2 separate regions of the Homo sapiens genome follow, and region 1 is linked to region 2. A link is an interaction called in ENCODE POLR2A ChIA-PET data of the cell type or tissue named here. Cell type or tissue: A673. All regions are shown on one strand.

The links. ChIA-PET counts read pairs that join two places held together with the same protein. Peaks named below come from ENCODE experiments on the same cell type or tissue, not always from the same donor. Only the 100,000 strongest peaks of a DNase experiment are listed, where the experiment ranks them.
Region 1: POLR2A ChIA-PET joins it to region 2 with 7 read pairs; 1 of 35 experiments calls an interaction of 5 or more read pairs at or near these places.

What each region holds. Positions count from the first base shown.
Region 1 is chr3:89,029,994-89,034,993 of GRCh38, reverse strand. No RefSeq gene overlaps it. Among named protein-coding and RNA genes, the nearest start is that of EPHA3, 75 kb to the left of the region's middle. In A673, no CTCF peak of the experiment used is centred here; a DNase peak (open chromatin) is centred at 2,163; H3K27ac peaks cover 971 bases.
Region 2 is chr3:87,796,780-87,801,779 of GRCh38, reverse strand. All of the region lies in intron 1 of HTR1F (5-hydroxytryptamine receptor 1F), which reads right to left. Among named protein-coding and RNA genes, the nearest start is that of HTR1F, 6.6 kb to the right of the region's middle. RefSeq lists cis regulatory regions at 38-225, 3,446-3,766. In A673, no CTCF peak of the experiment used is centred here; a DNase peak (open chromatin) is centred at 3,069; H3K4me3 peaks cover 306 bases; H3K27ac peaks cover 2,204 bases.

The DNA of each region.
Region 1 (5,000 bases), 1.2 Mb before region 2:
GCTTTGTTTACCTACTCAAGCCTCAGCAATGGCAGGCGCCCATCCCCCAGCCTCACTGCTGCCTTGCAGTTCGATCTCAGACTGCTGTGCTAGCAATGAGCCAGGTTCTGTGGGCGTGGGACCCTCTGTGCCAGGCGGGATATAATCTCCTGGTGTGCCATTTGCTAAGACCATTGGAAAAGCACAATATTAGGGTGGGAGTGAATCGATTTTCCAGGTGCCCTCTGTCACAGCTTTGCTTGGCTATGAAAGGGAATTCCCTGACCCCTTGTGCTTCCCAAGTGAGGCAATGCCTCGCCCTGCTTCGGCTCACGCTCGTTGCGCTGCACCCACTGTCCTGCACCCACTGTCCAACAAGCCCCAGTGAGACGAACCCGGTACCTCAGTTGGAAATGCAGAAATCACCCGTCTTCTGTGTCGCTTACACTGGGAGCTGTAGACTGGAGCTGTTCCTATTCGGCCATCTTGGAACCGCCCCTTGGAATAAAGCTTTTTCAATGGAGCTGGGAAGAATGGATGAGTAGTAATGCTCATAGCTTTTACTTCTTAGGAAGAAGTCAAAATGTTAGACAGGGAGCTGGGAGAAGAGTGAGTTCTATCTTCTTGGCTACACCTGCCTTCAGTAGAACTTTTGTCACACTGAGCTGGGGGAGGAGGGTGAGTAGGTTATAGGTGAAATGGCACAGATTCCAATTGCATAGACTCTATTGAGTAAATGTTTCTCCATTTGCTGTATGCCCTTAGGACAATTTCCAGAGACTTAAAGAGGTTTTATTTTTAATTTTTTGTTTTTGTAATTTTCATGAGCTATAGTTGCTTTGTGGAAAGTTATGGTTGTTTTGTTTTAGAAGACGGTCCAAAGCAATCCTCACATTACCATTCCACAAGTATTTCATGCCCTTTGTGCATTTTTCCAGTCTGGCAAGTTTGTCTTATGGTATTTATGTATTTTCCAGTTCCTTTACTTGCACATGTATTTTTGGAGGACAGATTCTATGCATCTGAGTTTTGTACACTCTTCTCAGTTGTTGTTTGCTAAACAATACACCATACTTTTCACATATAATAGTCTGGCTAAACCTCATCCATTCAAAATATTATATTTTCCCCTAATGGTCATCTTTATTTCCTTTTAGGCTACTTCTACTTTTCACATTTCTTTATTGTCTACTTTGACATATCTCATAATTCATAAAGCTCCGTGAACCAAAGCAATGATTCTTGGATGTACCCTAATCTCCTCAATTAATTTTGTTATATTCTTTTTATTCTCTACAAGTTGTTTAATTATTTTAGAAGTATGGGACCAAAGTTCCCAAATTACAGATCTAAATTATGGCATTGTTTATGAACAGGAATAGATTTACCACATGTTTTCAGCAATATTCCCAATGATAAATATAACTATATGTTATTGAGCACTTTCTATGAGTCAAGACTTCTAATTTTTTCACATGTATTTTTTAAATTTAATTCACACTAGTCTCTGCTAGTAAAATATTGAAAGCATAGTTTTATACATAAGGACAATAAGAAAGAGAAGTTAAGTAACTTGCCCAATATGACACAGTGACACAGCTGAATTATATATTTTAACAGGAAATAGAAAATATTTTCTCTTATCACAAATCCCATGAGATCATGCTCCACATTTAGTTGACACTTACAGTGTCAGCAACATATTAGGATATTTTTAGGGACCAGATAATAACAAATCTAGATACAGTATTAATATAGACAACTCAAGCAAATATTCTGATCAGGTGATTTAGCTTATGTATATAATTTTTCATATCCTCAAAATAATAAATTTATAGGAATGTTCTTAGAAAAAAATGAAATTTGGAGACAATAAGTTTTTATTTTCATGCGATTTTGGATTGAATATGTCTAACCGTAAAATAATGTTACTTTTTACAGTCTTTCCCCCCAAAATCTGCTATGTTTATGTGTTCAATTTATAATCTCCTTTTCCGTTATGTACACTGGGAACATGCTACATGGCTTACAGTAAGGAATCATTGTGATCTGAAAAGCCAAACCCAACATCATATTTCTTAGCTCTAATATCATTAGACAGTCATATTTTATAGCTGTGACAGCAAGGCTATGACAGATGACACTTTGAGAGTGTTGGGGGAGAAAGCTCATATAGCACTTAATCAAATGGTTGCAATGTCTGAAAGGATTAAAGTCAAGCAGACTATGACTCATAAAATTATGTTTCCTATTATTATCTTAAAACTGACAATGAAATACTGTCTTAAATGTGTATGTATGTGCGTGTATTTCCTATTCTTTCTGAAAAAAAATTTCCATAGCACAAAGTTAACATGATTTTTTTCCCAGCAAGTTTGTATATTGATTTTTTTGAAAGTATGCATGTATGTATGTACTTTCTATGCTTCCTGAATACTTGAAATAGTGTCTGTGGTAAACTGTGTATCAACACTACTTCCTAGCTAATGAGTATTAGACTATTGCATAACTGCAAACATCACACACACACACACACACACACACACACACACAGACAGAGTCTCTTTTACTCTCCCTCTAAAGAAAGAATAAACAAAAGAAAAAGAAGAAAGAAAGCAGGAAAGAAGAAAGAAAGAAAAAGAAAGAAAGAAAGAGAGAGAGAAAGAAAGAAAGAAAAAGAAAGAAAGAAAGAAAGAAAAAGAAAGAAAGAAAGAAAGGAAAGAGAGAGAAAGAAGAAAGAAAGAAAGAGAAAGAAAAAAGAAAAAGGGAGAGGAAGGAAGGAAGGATTACTTTTAAGGTTCAGAGATATTTGTTAATACATTTTTCAGTGTTTTCATTAGCAAAGTATATGAACAATTCCAATCCTAATTTATTGCCTAAGGTTAGAATAGAACTTGCCCTTTGTTGCCATGGTAAAAAAAAAAAAAAAGAAAAAGAAAGAAAGAATTTCCACTTACTACAGCTTACAAAAGCAAATATAAAAATTGGAAAATCTTCTAGCAAAGAAATTTAAAGTGTGTTGCCCTCCAAAATAAAATTTCCGTGTTCCTGAATGGCTACTTATAGATGCTTTCTCTCAAATGTTTTCTAAGAAAATTTATTGTCAAATTTTCCTTTTTATAATAATTCTAGATTTTCAAATAGAAAATTATAGCTAATGTTGTGTATGATGTTTCCAAAGTCTTCCTTTCATTATTGCATTACTCTTTATAATCATCATAGTCTGTTATAATGAAGAGCTACTTTGGATGTACAATAATGGCACTTTTGACAAATTTAACCACAAAGCAATGTTATCTATTAGAAACAAGTTACTGAAATAAAAAAAAAAATTAACAGTTAAAACAGATGTGACAAACCTTGCATAATGATTCATAAAATAAATGAGACATATTGAGTGCACAAGGCATGTTATGATTTCTTATACTTACAATAGGATAAAATAAGCTCCAGGTTAGTGCATTCATGAAGGTTGTCTAATTTTCAGAAACTGTTTTCTGACATTTAGCAAGAAATGCCTGTAATCTGTATAAGCATAACTAAAATTAAAATCTACTCTCTTTGCTTCCGCTACTATATAAATTCCACTATTTTGTACAGTTGAACTCCCCCTCTACACTATCTCTGGGGCCTAACGTAAGAAGAAGCCACGAACTCATTGAGTTGGTCTAAAACTATGTTTAAAACTCAAATGCTTATAGGTCTCAAATGAATGTAAATGAGTGTCAAACTAAAGCCTCTATGCACCTCCGCATTATTTCTGGTTTTCAAAAAGAGAATAACATCTAGATTGTTATATGAAAATTTCCGATTTTTAGTATTGGTTCAGAAAGTTTTAATGAAAAAATTTCAAACTCTATAATCAGAAATCACACACAAACTTATCACTGAAACATACACACATGCACACACACACACACACACGCATGCACCCCACCTATGTCCAACTGAGGCCTTCTGACAAATCTATGATGCTTTAGAAACTGATTTAACACTGAAACATTTCCATCTATATACCTAAAATTTAATTTTCAAGAGTAAACATATGAATTTTGACATCTGTATTTCATAATACCCCCATTGATTATATTTTCTTTGTACTTGATACATTCTTATTCAATTCAAATAATGACAATAGTAATGTTTGGTTGAAGAGATAGTGGACACAGTTACTTTTGCTAAAGTGAGGGAATCATAGGGAATACGGTTGTAGTTTTTAAAAATAGTGAACATTATCAAAATATTCATATTTTGTTTAATGAAACATGACCTTTTCCAAAACACACGTATATTTTTGAAATGCACATGAAACTTTGGCTTTAAGGATCACAGAAAATGATTAATTTATCTTGGTCATGATTTTAGCTGTCACAAACTCTCAAATGTTTTATTATACTCTTACTGAAACACGCACATTGCTCAACCGGTGGAAGCATCCTATGTACTAGACAGAATATATCCCAGCATGTAGCTTGCAAATGACATTTTATAAGCAGCATATGTCTAGATAAAATTGTCATATAAAGTTCTTATATTTCCTAAGCCTGTGGAAACAAGTCATCAAAGTTTATGTTGTCTTGAGAAAAAAATTTGTCAAAGCATTATTTTAAATCTCTGCAATTAAAAAAATATTAAAATGTAACATCTAAAGAGAATACTTAGGTCATAGCTAGTTAAGGCAGATTCACCGCTATTTCATTGATTTGAGAATAAGTTTTCTTATTCTCAATCTTAAAAGATTTCTTTTAATAGAAATCTTAAAATATTTCTATTAATATGATGTGATATTTTCCTGGGTAATAGACCTCTAATGTGCAATTGAAACTTCATTTAAAAACTGTGATTTTAATAAAAAACATACAATGAGTATCTGTCAAATTTAAATATCTTTAATAATTGTGTTATGTAACATATATGAAGGGGTTTGAAGATCTTCAGAATTTCATGGAAGTTTAGGCCCGGCTCAGTGGCTCACGCCTTTAATCACAGCACTTTGGAAGGCCAATGTGGGTGGATCACCT
Region 2 (5,000 bases):
CTCCAAAATCACTAAGGAAAACTCAAGCTGCAAGCTGCTTAGGGCAAACCTGCCTCCCCTCCCATTCTATTCAAAGTCATCCCTCTGCTCACTGAGATAGCCTCCTTTGGAAAGGCTAATCAGAAACTCAAAGGAATGCAACTGTGTGTGTCTCACCTATCTGTGATCTGGAAGCTCCCTCCTGGCAAGTCCTCCTGCCCTTGCTTCAAGATGCCCCACCTTTCCAGACCAGATCAACGTACTTCTTACATATATTGATTGACGTCTCATGTCTCCCTAAAATGTATAAAACCTAGCTGTGCCCCGACCACCTTGGGCACATGTCGTCAGGACTTCCTGAGTCTGTGTCACAGGTGCACTCTTAACCTTGGCAAAATCAACTTTCTAAATTAATTGAGACCTGTTTCAGATATTCTGGGTTCACACAAACAAGATTTTACTCCACTAATTTTCACTATAAGTGTGCTACTACACTGGTATACTATAAGGTATAAGATGAGGAGATAATACAAAAAGAAAGGAAAGACTGAAGCTAAATTAGCACCAAAGAGCTTTGAATCCTAGATAAGCTAGAAAGTTAAGCCTCTGCAAAAGATGAGTGCTTATTAATAACTCCAGATTTAATTCAGATATTTTTGTTCAATATTAGTTGGCATTGTTTTGAAATAGATGAAAGTTTGACATAAGGAAAATGTAACTCCATATTCATTTCAAGAAAAAAGAATAGAAATAACTATAGTAATGTCAATTTATATTGTATACGAAAAATAAAGGCAGCTTAACACTAAAGTGGGTTATTGAGTGAGACTATATACTTTTCTTGATATTTTGTTAAATAAGAGAAATAGCCATCTGTCTTAAAGACTGTAGATACAGAAGATTACATTAGGAAACTTCTCTGGGGTTTTATTTTGTCTTTTAATTTTATGAAACAGTTTGAAAGAGAGAAATGCCATAGACAGAGTACCAATGAACCAAGAAAGACAATTTTTTGAGGTGATTTCCAGAAAATCACTCCTACTCAAGGGTAGTTGTAAAGTATTACATAACATGGCTTGTTTACAGTTGCTCTTAACTCAGGCAACACAAGAGTCACAGAAGTTTCCCTTTGATGCTGTTTGTGCTGAGCACTACAGTTCATTCAGTCTGAAGATACAGAGATGGAAAAGACTCCATTTCTGCCTCCAGGTACTCACTAGCCTAACTGGAGAGAAGAGACATGTAAATAAATAAAATACAAACAGCATGGTGAATGCACTATGGATATTTACAAAAGGATCACAGCTACTTTAGAGGAGTGAATTACTTTTTAGCAAAGGAAGAAGTCTGGGAAGAAAAACAAATCCATGTAAATTTTGGCAAATGACTAAGAATTTGCCAGGTGGAAGGAAGGATATTCAGAGCTGAGAGAAGAAAGGAAAACCTATGTCAGAGAAGTGTGAGTAGTTCCCTGTTGCTGAGCATAGCTAGTGGGCTGGCAAGGAAGGGTGGCTGAAAGTAAAGTTGGAGCAGAAATTCAGAGGAAGAAGGACTTGGAAGGATGAGCTACAGGGCTTGGCTTGTTCCCAGAATGACATGAGGAGCCACTAAAGGATTTTAAGCATGAGACAGAACTAATACCTAAAGTTAATTTGGTGACAATATGGGAAAAACGACAAATGAGGGCAAGGCTAGATTCAGGGAGATGAGTTTGGAAGGTATTGAAAGAGTCTAGACTAAGCATATTGAATAAGTAAGTAATGAATGATCAGGAAAGTATAGTATATTCGAGAGACCCATCTAAGAGTAGTCTGACTGTATTTGGCTGAGTCTGGAGAAAAACTTTAAAAAAGAAATTTGGAGAGTCTCTCTGATAGAATATGGACTATATGAGTCTTAAACATTTAGGGGAGAAAGATGAGTTTAATTATGAACCTGTTAACTGAGCATGGAGGTCATCCATCTGTCCATGTTACCATCTTGAGGGCTTTTAGTTTAATAGGGAGGATTGGGCTAGATATGCAGAAGAGAGGGGAATTTACCCCAATGCCAGGATGTATCCTACTGGTGCTACTCAGGGGACTACTTGTACCAGCTCATGGAATTACATAATGTTGTATCAGATAGTGAGGGTTTTATTCTCCTTTCAATTTCCTTTCCCTTTGGATTAACCACTTCAAAGACTTCTAGCTTGGTGGAAGTTTGTTCTTAACTTTTGCTCATCTACTTTTTACTTCAACAGAATATCAGCCTCGGGCTCAAGTCTTTTAGCTGAGAATAAATACCTAATTAAAATGTAATAATATCACTATGTTGTTTGCTATATTCTTTTTATCATTTCATCTTATTTGTGGCAGTAGTATCAATTTTCCATTAACAATATTGATAAGGATTTTATTTTTATTTATTGCTATTTTAAAATATGATTCAATTTAAAGAAATGATATAAATAAGAAACATTGTTGTATGCAGGTATGAAAAAAAATCATGAAGGCAGTATGTATAACGACTTGGATATACCAAAAGGGGACTATTATTGGGTAATGCTAGAACTGAGAGTCACCTTCACATTTGGACAAACTAGGATTCATCATCTCATTTGGTGTTGCTGAAATTACAGTAGCTGATGAAATTTTTTTATAAGAAAGCCTGGGAAAGATTCCCAACTCTCACTGATGGACTTAAATGAGTCTGCTAATTGTCTAAAATTATCTGCAAATATTTGTATCTATGTGCATTTTTCCCTTGGGGAGAAATGACATAGTTTGTTTTTATTTTCATTTTTTCCTATTTTTGTTTTGAGACTCTCAAAAGGATCTTTGACCAAAACATAAAATGGAAGTGAATGAACAAGAGAGCTAAGAATGGGCAATGGAAGAGGATCACCAAACGAATGAAGAAGTAAAAATCAAAGATATAATAAGGGGACCAAGAGAGTGCTGTCAGAGACTTCACAGGAAAGACAAGTGTCTCTGAGCCTCAGGAAAAATAAGGCATGGATGATTAATGGTTAGCTTTGTCCAATGTTACTGAGTCATTCGGTGAGCTGAGTTTTCAGTGATCAGTAGCTTCTGATTTAATAATATAGTGACTATTGCCAAAGTAGTTTCATGGGATCGTGGGAGTGGAATCCGGCCTGTGGTGGGAGAGGAGTTAATGGGAGTGGAGGAGCTGGTGACAGGAAATAAAAATTAGGTTTTTTTTTTTTGAGGGAAGATAGCTGAGAAAAGATCAAATGGGACTCTAGCTACGGCGGGTGGAGGGGGGTCAGGGTCATGAGAGTTTTGCTGTTTTTCTGCTGGTTTTATGGATGGATGGGAGTGATATAATCTTAATACCTTTAAATAACAAAGTCATGAAATACAGAAGAGGCTCAAGTTGCAGGTGGTTAAAAGAATTGTTTATGAAGCAAAATTCAGATTGGAGTGGGGGCAGTTGTGGGACCCAGAGCAGAGAGGGTGGTCAGCTTGACAATCGGCCTAGAGGGAAGCAGAGGAGCTGAGCAGATAGACATACAGGAGTTGGAACTGGTGAGGGAGATTCATTCTTGAGAACCTCTGAAGTCCCGGTGAAGAACTGTCCTGAGACTGAAGGGGGAGGGGGCAGAGACAGTGTTAGTTTGGAGCAGGTGGGAAACTGGAGGGAGTGGCAACCAATGGTAAGAAAGATTTGATGAGAGTGATGATCCGAATGACATTAAGACCTGAGACTTTATGATGCCATCAACTGCAATTGTACATGCAACTGTCCCAAGCACACTTAGCTTTAGGAATGTAGGATGCTGGCCAAAGGACAGATCCAAATCTGGGAGTTTCTGGGAAATGGCACTGTCCCTGTTCCTCAACCTGCTAGTTCCCTCTCTTACTAGCACCAGTCATGCCATCCCCTACCACTTATTAAAGGGTTTGCTCCCACAGTATTCCTTTTTGTCCCACCATCAGCTTTGCCTTCTGTGTAGTTTATCCTCATTGGTCTACTTCCGACATTAGTAACTCCCATTTTAAAAACAAGTCTCCATGGCCCACTCCAGCTACTTTTAATCTTCTTTTTGAAACTTTTTCAGAGTTGTGTGGTACATAGTATTAATTTCCTCATCACCCATTCTTTATTTTCTTTCATATTTTAAGCTACATTTTTTTTTCAGATTCATGCGTGAAGTTTTATTTAGGGTTTTGAATAGCTAATCTATGTGCACGTGATTCAAAGGTATTAAAGTATATAAAAACAGAGTTTATCTTCCTTCTATCATTTTACCCTACCATCCAGTTTCCTTCCTTGTAGGAAACTACTATTGTCTACTGTTTTTAAAATATGTTTTCATATAAAGGCTCATTTTGATTTGTTCTGTAATAAATGATAGCATTTCAAACATACTGCATTGCAACTTTTTCTGCTAGCTTAGCAGACTTTGCAGATCTTTTAATTTTAACATATGGAAAGCTGCCTAATAATTTTAACACCCAGATAGTATTCCATTGAATGTACATACAGTAGTTCCTAGTTATCTATTAGGCATAGGCCCAAGACCCCCCAGTGAATGCCTGAAACCATGAATAACTCCAAACTCTCTGTATACACACTATGTTTTTCCCTATCCATACATACCTATGATAAACTTTAATTCATAAATTAGGCACAGTAAGAGATTACCAACAATAACTAATAACAAAGAACAATTATAACAATACTCAGAATGACATGCTATTTAAAACATGATTTTTGTATGTCTGAAATTTTCCATTTAACATTTTTAGACTGCGGTTGACTGCCGGTAACTGAAACTAGGGAAAGTGAAACTGAATAAGGAGGGACTACTATATATAGATTATTTGGCTTGTTTTCTATGTATACGTATTTATGTTGTTTTCAATTGTTTGCTTATGTACAAAACTGCAAAGAGTAACTGTGAACATCTATTATTATTTTTACTTAAGTGCAAGCATATCTATAAGATAAATTCCTAGAACTGGAATCACTAGGTCACCAATCTATGCTCAATTCTTAAAGATCAATCTTGTCAC